Linked DNA regions of Homo sapiens: region 2 is linked to region 1. Evidence: read pairs that join two places in POLR2A ChIA-PET (ENCODE). Cell type or tissue: Panc1. All regions are shown on one strand. Each heading gives the region's core, and the rest is flanking DNA. Links, peaks and the distances in the headings are about the cores only.

Region 1 (5,148 bases), core at 2,649-5,148:
CCATAAGCAGCTCGTGGGACTCTGAGCAACCCACTAACTTCTCTAAGATTATTTTGAGTTCCAAAATGAGTGTTTAGTCATGAGCTTTTAAACCTTCTGCTCCAAGGAAAGTACTTACAAAGGACTGAGGTTTCGATAGTGGTTAAAAGCAGCCACTGGCTTTCTGTAAGTGGATCCTGCGTGGACGCGGAACAAAACAGATTGACCAATTTAGGCAGGACTTGGTTTATTTCTAATCAGGCAACACTAACTACACAGTGGCAGACGGTCTGCTAGAGCCTGGTCCATATCTCAGAGCAAAATTGCAGATAAGTAAGACATTTGGGGTTATGACTTCCATCTGCAATGTCCAAGGAGAAACGTGAAAGTATCAACCAAATCCACATTTATAGTCCTCAGTAAGAGCAACCACAATCATCATACTAGAAAGGAATGACTTAAGGTATTAGTCTCCATTCACTATGACAAGAAGCACCTCTAATCTACAAGCAATTTAACGTAATACTGATGAAATATTAGAAGTATACACTGGATCTCTTCCATAAATAATTTTTCATTGAAGAAGTTAGTATCGCTCTCTCTAAATTAATACTGAAGATGTCAATATGTGAAAAGGCTACCCATTTTATTCAAGAGCCCCCCTTCCCCTTTTTTCCCCCCCTGAAGAGTCCATATTACCTAAGATAAAATGGCCAAGGCTTAGGAGAAGTACAGTGTAGCTCCATCTACACGGATTGAAATCCTAGGAAACTTTTTAAAAGACATAACCACTATATCTAAAATCCCCTTCCTTACAGTGAACACCTGACAGATAGAGTAAAATATATGACTTCCCTCCAGAATCCGTAAGATACAAAAACCTGTTTAAGGAAGCTGTTAAACAACAATTTACCCAAAATGAGAGTGAATTCACCTTTGCTCAACAACAAAGTGTCCAGAAGGACAAAAGCAAATCCTTGGGCATATCCCTGAAGTAAATGTCTGAAATGTTAAGACCAGTTCCAGAATTGATCCACCCCAAATAGCTGAAATTCCAAAGACTTTTTTGTTTTGTTGTTCAGAGTTCCTGATTTCTAAGGTCCCCACGGGGATAATTCCTTCCAAAGATTTGTCAATAGATCACAACATCTTTACATTCCTACATAATACAACTTTCAGTTTTACTCCAGGTATGGAGGCGGTGGGCATCTGATGCCTGTTTGGCAGGGGCAGGGTGGAGGTAGTGGGAATAATATGGAATGTAAAATACCTAAGTTGGCTTATCAACCTTAGTACTAATGACTTAGACTTCTTTCAAATGCTAATGATACATCTGATTCAAGACACAACAAAGCTAAGGATTTTCAGGAATCTGAATGAGTTACATCTACACCCAAGGTCATACAGCTAATCAGGGTGAGTCCAGGTCTCAACATATCAAAGCAGTAATCCTGTCTCTGAAGTTCCAAGGACTTTCATTTTTTTCCTTCAATTAAAAAAAGTACAAATTCAGTATGGAGGCTGGGTTGTATTAACCTACCCACTTTTGAAACTTAGTCCACATGAACTACTGACGTATTTAGCGTATTCTTAACCACACCTGGAGGAGTTTTCTAAACCGCAGACTTCTATATTCTACCTACTGAGCAAGGCACCACCATTGGCCTGTCTTGCAATAATGGTCTCTTTGAAACAAACATATGAGTAGCTATAGATGAAGGATGCAGTAAAGAAAACTGATATTCACACTCCTTTAAAAAGATGCACTGAATATAAGGAGGCATTGTCCTAAGTGCATGACAATTTTGTTTAATACTTACAGTAACCATGTATCACAATTCCCATTTTCTAAATAAAATTGAGGCACAGAGAAGGTAAGCAATTTACCAAAGATCATACAACCAGTAAATGGCTGAGAGAAGATTCGAACCTGGTGCTGTGGCTCCAAAGTCCATCCCCACCATGCCTAACCCTCCAAATCATGCTTTCTAAATATTATACTCCCTACACAATGTACAAATTGCTGAAATATCTACTTCAAACAGAAGTTCAAAACACAAACCAATGAAGTCCAGTCCTGCCTCCTTCAAAACGAACCAAAAAAAAAAAGAGTTTATAAAATGCTTAAGTGATAAGGGGAAAATATTGTGTAAATGCTTTGCTTTCTCCACTGCACACCATTTTCCTATATTATCCTGAAGTGTTTCCTTATGCCCTGGGCCCCTGTGGTGCTTGCAGATGGTTTCTATTTCTAAATCTCTAAAGCTTTCAGGAATGTATTCCTAGACTTCCAAGCCTGCTCAATCACCACCTCTCAGCACTGACGGCCTTGTTGAGTCAAAAAATCTCAGCTTTCCCTATTTTTGTTCAAAAATGTACTGAGTATGGAAAGTCTGTAAAACATTAAGAAATAATTTTTTATGTTATTTAAATCCTTAGGGTGCAGAAGAAAAACACACTATTTCATTCTCTCTGCCTCCCATTTCATCCCATTTCTGACTTCTAGAGGGAAAAGGAGAATGCTGTTTTAATCACACTGCTTCCTTCTTAGGCTTGTGGCTCCTCAAAATTACAATTGAACTATATTCTGGTGAGAAATGGACTCTGTATGGTTGATTTTTACTCTTGAGAGCATTTACCAGACATCTGTTCTCATGTGACACTTACCTAGACGTCTGCCTCAAAGGCTGTGGCTGGAAAGGCGTTTCACAAAAGCCTTCCTTTGGCAGGCTGGGCACTGCTGTGGTTTCAAGACTACCCTTGTATTTTCTCAAGAGAACTTAAATGCCACTTCTTAAGTTACATAAGTATAAGTATAAGCAGACCTGGGGAATTCAAGGAAGGTGGCCATCTTGATATCATGAAATCCACTTTCAGGCTAATTCCCATATAATACAGAATTTCAAATATCTACAAACACAAGGACAGAAAATAGGAACCATGATATTTGGTCCCCTTTAGGATTGAGACATCCTACTTCTAACTTAATACTCCTGGGGTCCCCCGGGCTTCATTAATCAAGCTGGAACAAAAATACAGCTGAATATACTGAAATTAGTTAGTGATGTCAATTACACTGAAAGTGTTGATTGACACTTTCAGTTGTTGAAAACACTTTCAGTGTAATTGATATCACTAATTGAGACTGAGAGGTTGAGGAGCCCTTCAGAGCCAGCCATTCCACACTTAAGTCATTTTTAGATATCATATGTAGTTCTTATTACAACCCCAAAATAGGAATTATTAGATTCTTCAAATCCAGTCTTTATACGATTTCCTGAGAAACCACTCCAAAAACATTACCCCAAAACACATAAAGAGTACTTTATCTTTCAAAATATTCTATTTGCAACCTCACAGTTCCTTCCTAATAGTTGTCCACTATAATTAAGCCAAAGAAAAAAGCTCATGTTCACTGGCTTATCTAATGTCTTAAGAGATACAATAAATTTAAAGGATTAGATATAATTAGAGAAAATTTGATATAACAATAAAGATTCCATGCCCATTTTCAGAGAATATTCAAGTTGTCTATATATCTACTCAGTGTTTTTCCCCAGCAGTTACCTGGTTTCCAGGGTACCAGCTAAGACCATCATTAAGAAGAGAAAGAAGATGTGAAATAAGTAGGTACAAACTACATTAAGATAAAGGTCTGGACAAATCAACGCATTTCTTTCAACAGAATCAGATACCAAGGGCAATTGCTTCTGACAAATAATAGTTCACAGGTCTTCTTTGGATATTTAAAAAAAAAAAAAAAAAAAACATTTACAAGAGATCACAAAAATAAGACAGAACAATTTTATAAATCTTTTATTTAGTAGGCATTGTTTATTCCAGCTTGTAAAGTTCAGTAGTGCTTGATGTAAGTTTTTAAGCCTGTGGATGAACGTCTTAGCTTAATGCTCCAGGTACACTGGGATAAATGGGAAGTGAGCTTATTAATAGACTTGCTAGGCTTTCCCTTTCAAACACATATTTAGAAAGACAGAAATTGATTATGTTCCAAAGACCAGTATCAAAGCACTATAAAATAATATTCTATACCAACCAGTTTGATTTCAAGTTATTCATAAGATTTTAGAGTGTGTATAAACAAGTATGTGTATGTGTACATGTGTATATACATGACACCTTGTTTTTAAAAATGGGTGTGGATTTTGCAATTTTTACAAAACTACCGTAAATAACACAGACATCCATTTTAGAGTGATCAAATCTCCTCCAAATGAAAGTTTCTCTCTGATGTCATACTCCGCTTGACCATGAAATGAAAATGGCTTCAAACTGTTCTTAATTGTGAAATTAAAAAATAAAGAGACAGAACGCATCACCTCTTGCACCATAAGATCCAGGAGGATTATGGATCCTAGTAAATCCAGGATTATGAAGAGGCCTCCAAGGATAGACAGCCTAAATGTTTAGGGCTCTCCCATTGGACCTTTAAACTAGGGTGATGTGGGGAGATAAGGTTCTCTTCTACACGTCACAATGGCAGACTGAGTACCAGTTAAAGAACAGAAATGCCACTGTCATTGTTGGTGCTTTTTATCAAAAGGCTCAATTTCTCTATCTGCTAAAGCTTGGCAAAAAGCTAGCTGGCTAAAAGAATAAGCGAACTGATAGAAATATTTTAATTCTGTAATAATTTTTAAAAATCGATTTAAATATTATCTCACTCAAAAACCTAAGATTTACTGAATTGGGGACATGCTGGTATATATTTGCTATTGAATTTGTTCTATATTCCAACATACCCCTCGCCAAAAACACAACCTAAAGGAAAAGAAAAAAGAAAGAACGTAGCTCTCTAAATCATAATAACCTACTCAATACTAAGGAGTACAGAGGGTACAATCCATGCCACCTAGAAGACAGCTAGACAGCCACCGTAGCCAGTAGATGGGCCCTGATATATTAAACGTGGTCAATATCAAGTTCTCATCAAAAAGGACAAAAGAGATGATTTCCATTGCTGCCACGCGTTATTCCACCAGGATGTACTGACAGTACTTAAGCATAAAACCCTATTAAACATAACCTACCACTGCAAAAAATATCATATTTGGCTCCTATTTAATATACACAATAAGTCCCTTTTTGTGTGGTAAAAACAAACTACCTGAAAATAAATCTAAATGGCCATAACCTGGAAAATAGATCATC
Region 2 (3,853 bases), core at 1-2,500, 280 kb before region 1:
TCCTGCGCTTCCAGAGCGCTACCATTGGAGCCCTGCAGGAGCCCAGTGAGGCTTACCTGGTGCACCTCTTTGAAGTCACCTAGCTGTGTACCATCCATAAAAGCCCTGCTCTCTTCTCCCCTATGTATGTATATTAGGGCTCTGCTTGGTACCCTCTTCCATAGGAAACACAAATCCATCAATTGATCATTTAAGCCTTTGTAGTTTGGGTACAATTTTTTGTGTAGTTGTACTTGTAAGCTTTGTACTTCTAAAGACTAGACCCTAGATAATATGTGCTTGGGAATAGTGGAGCTAGCTTGCTTAAACTTTATTTAGGCATATGCTAATTACTTGTGGGGGCAAAGGCAAGCAGTGAGAATGTTAAGCTTATCCCAAAATAGAAAATGATAGAAAATAGTCAAGTACAGTCACTTTATTTGTTAGGTGTCTTGTCACAACTTTACCAGCACCAATCAGAGACCACATTTTTCTAGGCAGTCTCCAAATGTACATTATGAGATAGACTTTAAGAATAGTAATGAAGCTCCAGGAAAAACTTCATTGTCATTAACATGTAATACAATCAGCCATGAAAGCTGTCAAAGATTTCTCCTGGAAAGATACCATTTTCTACAGACTTCTTTCTTGAGAGCTGTGGCTATATGGTATTATATATTGAGAAGATTTCATATGTGATTATTAAAAAGTCAGGAAACAACAGATGCTGGCAAGGCCGTGGAGACATAGAAACACTTTTACAATGTCTGTGAGAGTGTCAATTAGTTCAACCATTGTGGAAGACAGTGTGGCGATTCCTCAAGGATATAGAACCAGAAATACCACTGGACCCAGCAATCTCATTACTGGGTATATACCCAAAGGATTATAAATCATTCTACTATAAAAACACATACATATATGTTTATTGCGGCACAGTTTACAATAGCAAAGACGTGGAACCAACCCAAATGCCCATCAGTGAAGGTCTGGATAAAGAACATGTGGCATATATACACCATGGAATACTATAGAGCCATAAAAAAGAATGAGCTCGTGTTCTTTGCGGTGACACAGGTCACACTGGAACCATCATTCTCAACAAACTAACACAGGAACAGAAAACCAAACACCACATGTTCTCACTCATAAGTGGGAGTTGATCAATGAGAACACATGGACACAGAGAGGGGAACATCACACAGCGTGGCCTGTCAGGGGGTGGGAGGCAAGGGAAGGGAGAGCATTAGGAAAAATATGCAATGCATGCGGGGCTTAAAGCCTCGATGATGGGTTGATAGGTGCAGCAAACCACTAGGGAACATGTAAAGCTTTGTTACAAACCTGCACATTCTGCACATGGATCCCAAAACTGAAAGTAAAAAAAACGATTTGTAAGGACACTGAACCTTCTCGGCTAATCCAATTTTCCTCTCTGAGAAAACAAAGCTGTGTTCCTGCTCCTGAGCTGACCTCTGAGACCTTGATGGGAACTTGTTTCTGTCTTCAGCAGTTCAGCTTTACTCAGACCCCACTCAGACTATTGAGTTCTATGAGGGGCCAGAAAAATGTTCTAATGTTCTAACCTTGTGTGTGGAATCACCATCAGCACTGCTCTCTACAGATGCTTGTCTCCACCTCAGCAGACCAACCTGCTTGGGCCAGGTTCTCTTTGCCTCTACTGTTCAGAAAGTGCTAGACCTGCAACATCTGACAGAATACAGCTTCCAAGACTGCTCAGTGCCATGGAAAAGGAATGAGCTGAGAGCAACCTAAAGACTGGGAGATATTAAGTCTCTTGGATCATACTTCTTTTGGTTGCTCGAGCACTTTAATTCCTGAGAGAGCCCTTCCATCTCCATCAGTTCTTCCAAGAACCTGTACCCTCCTTGTGTCTCTAAGACACACTGGTCTAACTTGTTAGATGCCTTTACAAGAAAGTTGGTAAAATGAAAGGAAAGCTAAACCATGTCAGAATATGGAGGTATGAAACAATTTCCCCATACTCGGTAAAGTTGAGAAATTTGTGTAATACTCAAAGGCAGATTCTGTGTAAAATAAGTCCTATTTTAAGAGCAAAAGCTGAGTGTATGAAGAAATAAAACTATATTTTACGGGAGTGTCTTTGGCTTCAGGAAGAAAGAGTACATGTTATTCTCCATTCAATATTACAGCTGAACTATGGGGTCTTTTCCATCCTTTTTGCTTATACTCTGTGACTCAGGGGGCACATGGCAGTAGTAAACAGACTGAAACAGCACCGTGGATATCTGTGAGCTGTATGTGCTGGGAAGGTTCACGGTGATTCCATAATAAATCTCAGGTCTTTATTCGATAACAAAAAATTACTCTTTTCCATCATAAAGGTAAAGCAGAGTATGTACAAGTAGAGTATGGAATAACTTTGTCACTCGTGATGAACCTACTTGGTCCGATACTTTAACAACTTCTCCAATGTCTCTGTACTCAGGTTTGATTTTCTGAGTGGATCATCGGTAGAATGAATAAAATCAAGAATCCTCTAAGGCAATGTTTGGAACTAAATTTCAGTGTCTCCGGAAGCACTGGTAAAATCACCATGTGTAGCGAACGTGAAGTATCAATAGGCTCTCTCTGTGTCTTTGAAACTGCACATATGATCATTACAAATGGCGGCTTGAGGAAAGGTGGTTTTGGAATTGGTTTCTCTCTAGTCTTCCATGATGCACCTATACTATATTACATTATAATAAAGTAAAGGGTCACTTGCTGACATAAAGCACAGTAAGCAGGAATAGAAGAGTCAACTTAGAGAAAAAAATTCTTTGTGATTTTATTTTTATTTCCGCAGTTTGGAAAAGAGTTTAACTGTTTTTGTGATGACTCACAAAAATACATATGAGCATTGAAAATCAGAGAAGGACAACAATTGGGAAACATTTCTGGAGGCTTCACTTACTGAAACCCAGACATAAGCATACAAGCTAAGACACAGCTACACCAGGCTTCAGCATGAATCCATACAAATCTCCTGGAAAGGGCTTCCCTCTCTGAATGCAGCTCCCTGTCCACAGGATGCTCAAGGCCCAGGCACCTTTATTCTTCCAACTAGAAAGGTATAGAAAAATGCCTGAATATGCCCTTGGAGGCCCAAACATTTAGCCAAGGCTCCTATGAAACAATCTGCTGTCTTCATCCAGGTAAGGGCAACTTCACATTTTAAGACACTAAGATGGTGGGTAAATCCAGGTGGGACTGAGATGCAGAAGCTCCAGCAAAGGCAGTCCTGTCATTGGAAGATGAATGCGGTACTTATTCCTGCACAAACAGACCCCTCCGTCTGGCCTTGGGCCTAGAACATGATTTTTTTGTAGTTGCTGTTGGGGAAGAGGCCCTTGGGCTTTAACCTGCGAACAGCCTCCCTTAAATGCTTGGGCTGCAGTGGGGGCATTTCTCCCCACATCTCACACACGTCCAGGGCCTCTTCCACCACCTCTCCAACAAAGACCTTGGCTATTCCAGCCATGGCAATCGCCACGTTCTCAGACACCGATCTGCCAGTGATAGACCGCATCAGACCCGCAATGCATGCTTTTGGGAAAGCTGACCGGCGACACACTTCGTAGCGGGACAGCTGCTCCTCAGACATGGCAGACAGCAGGGTTGTCATCCTCTGAGCCTCCTCTGCATCCACAGTGGGCTTCCTCTCCTTCTTTCCTTTGGTATCTGTTTTCCGTCTTTTGGCTGCAGGAGGAGCTGAGGCTGAGGCCTCATTGTCACCTTCTGTGAGGTCCATGACATCCTCACTCCTGAGCTCACCTTCCTGATCCCTGGGTTCTTCCAAGTTCCCATCTAGGTCCTCAGGGATTCCATCCTTCTTGCTGCCCTTCAGATC

Evidence for each region. ChIA-PET counts read pairs that join two places held together with the same protein. Peaks named below come from ENCODE experiments on the same cell type or tissue, not always from the same donor. Only the 100,000 strongest peaks of a DNase experiment are listed, where the experiment ranks them.
Region 2: POLR2A ChIA-PET joins it to region 1 with 10 read pairs; 3 of 35 experiments call an interaction of 5 or more read pairs at or near these places.

The regions. Positions count from the first base shown.
Region 1 is chr5:17,219,965-17,225,112 of GRCh38, reverse strand. All of the region lies in intron 1 of BASP1 (brain abundant membrane attached signal protein 1), which reads right to left. Among named protein-coding and RNA genes, the nearest start is that of BASP1, 4.9 kb to the right of the region's middle. In Panc1, for the core only: no CTCF peak of the experiment used is centred there; no DNase peak of the experiment used is centred there; H3K4me3 peaks cover 301 bases; H3K27ac peaks cover 1,448 bases.
Region 2 is chr5:17,498,285-17,502,137 of GRCh38, reverse strand. TAF11L2 (TATA-box binding protein associated factor 11 like 2) reads right to left here. Exons shown (of 1, transcript NM_001401696.1): 1 at 3,311-3,853. The coding sequence ends at 3,311. It also overlaps the pseudogene H3P17. Among named protein-coding and RNA genes, the nearest start is that of TAF11L2, 2.0 kb to the right of the region's middle. RefSeq lists an enhancer at 1-329. In Panc1, for the core only: no CTCF peak of the experiment used is centred there; no DNase peak of the experiment used is centred there; H3K4me3 peaks cover 428 bases.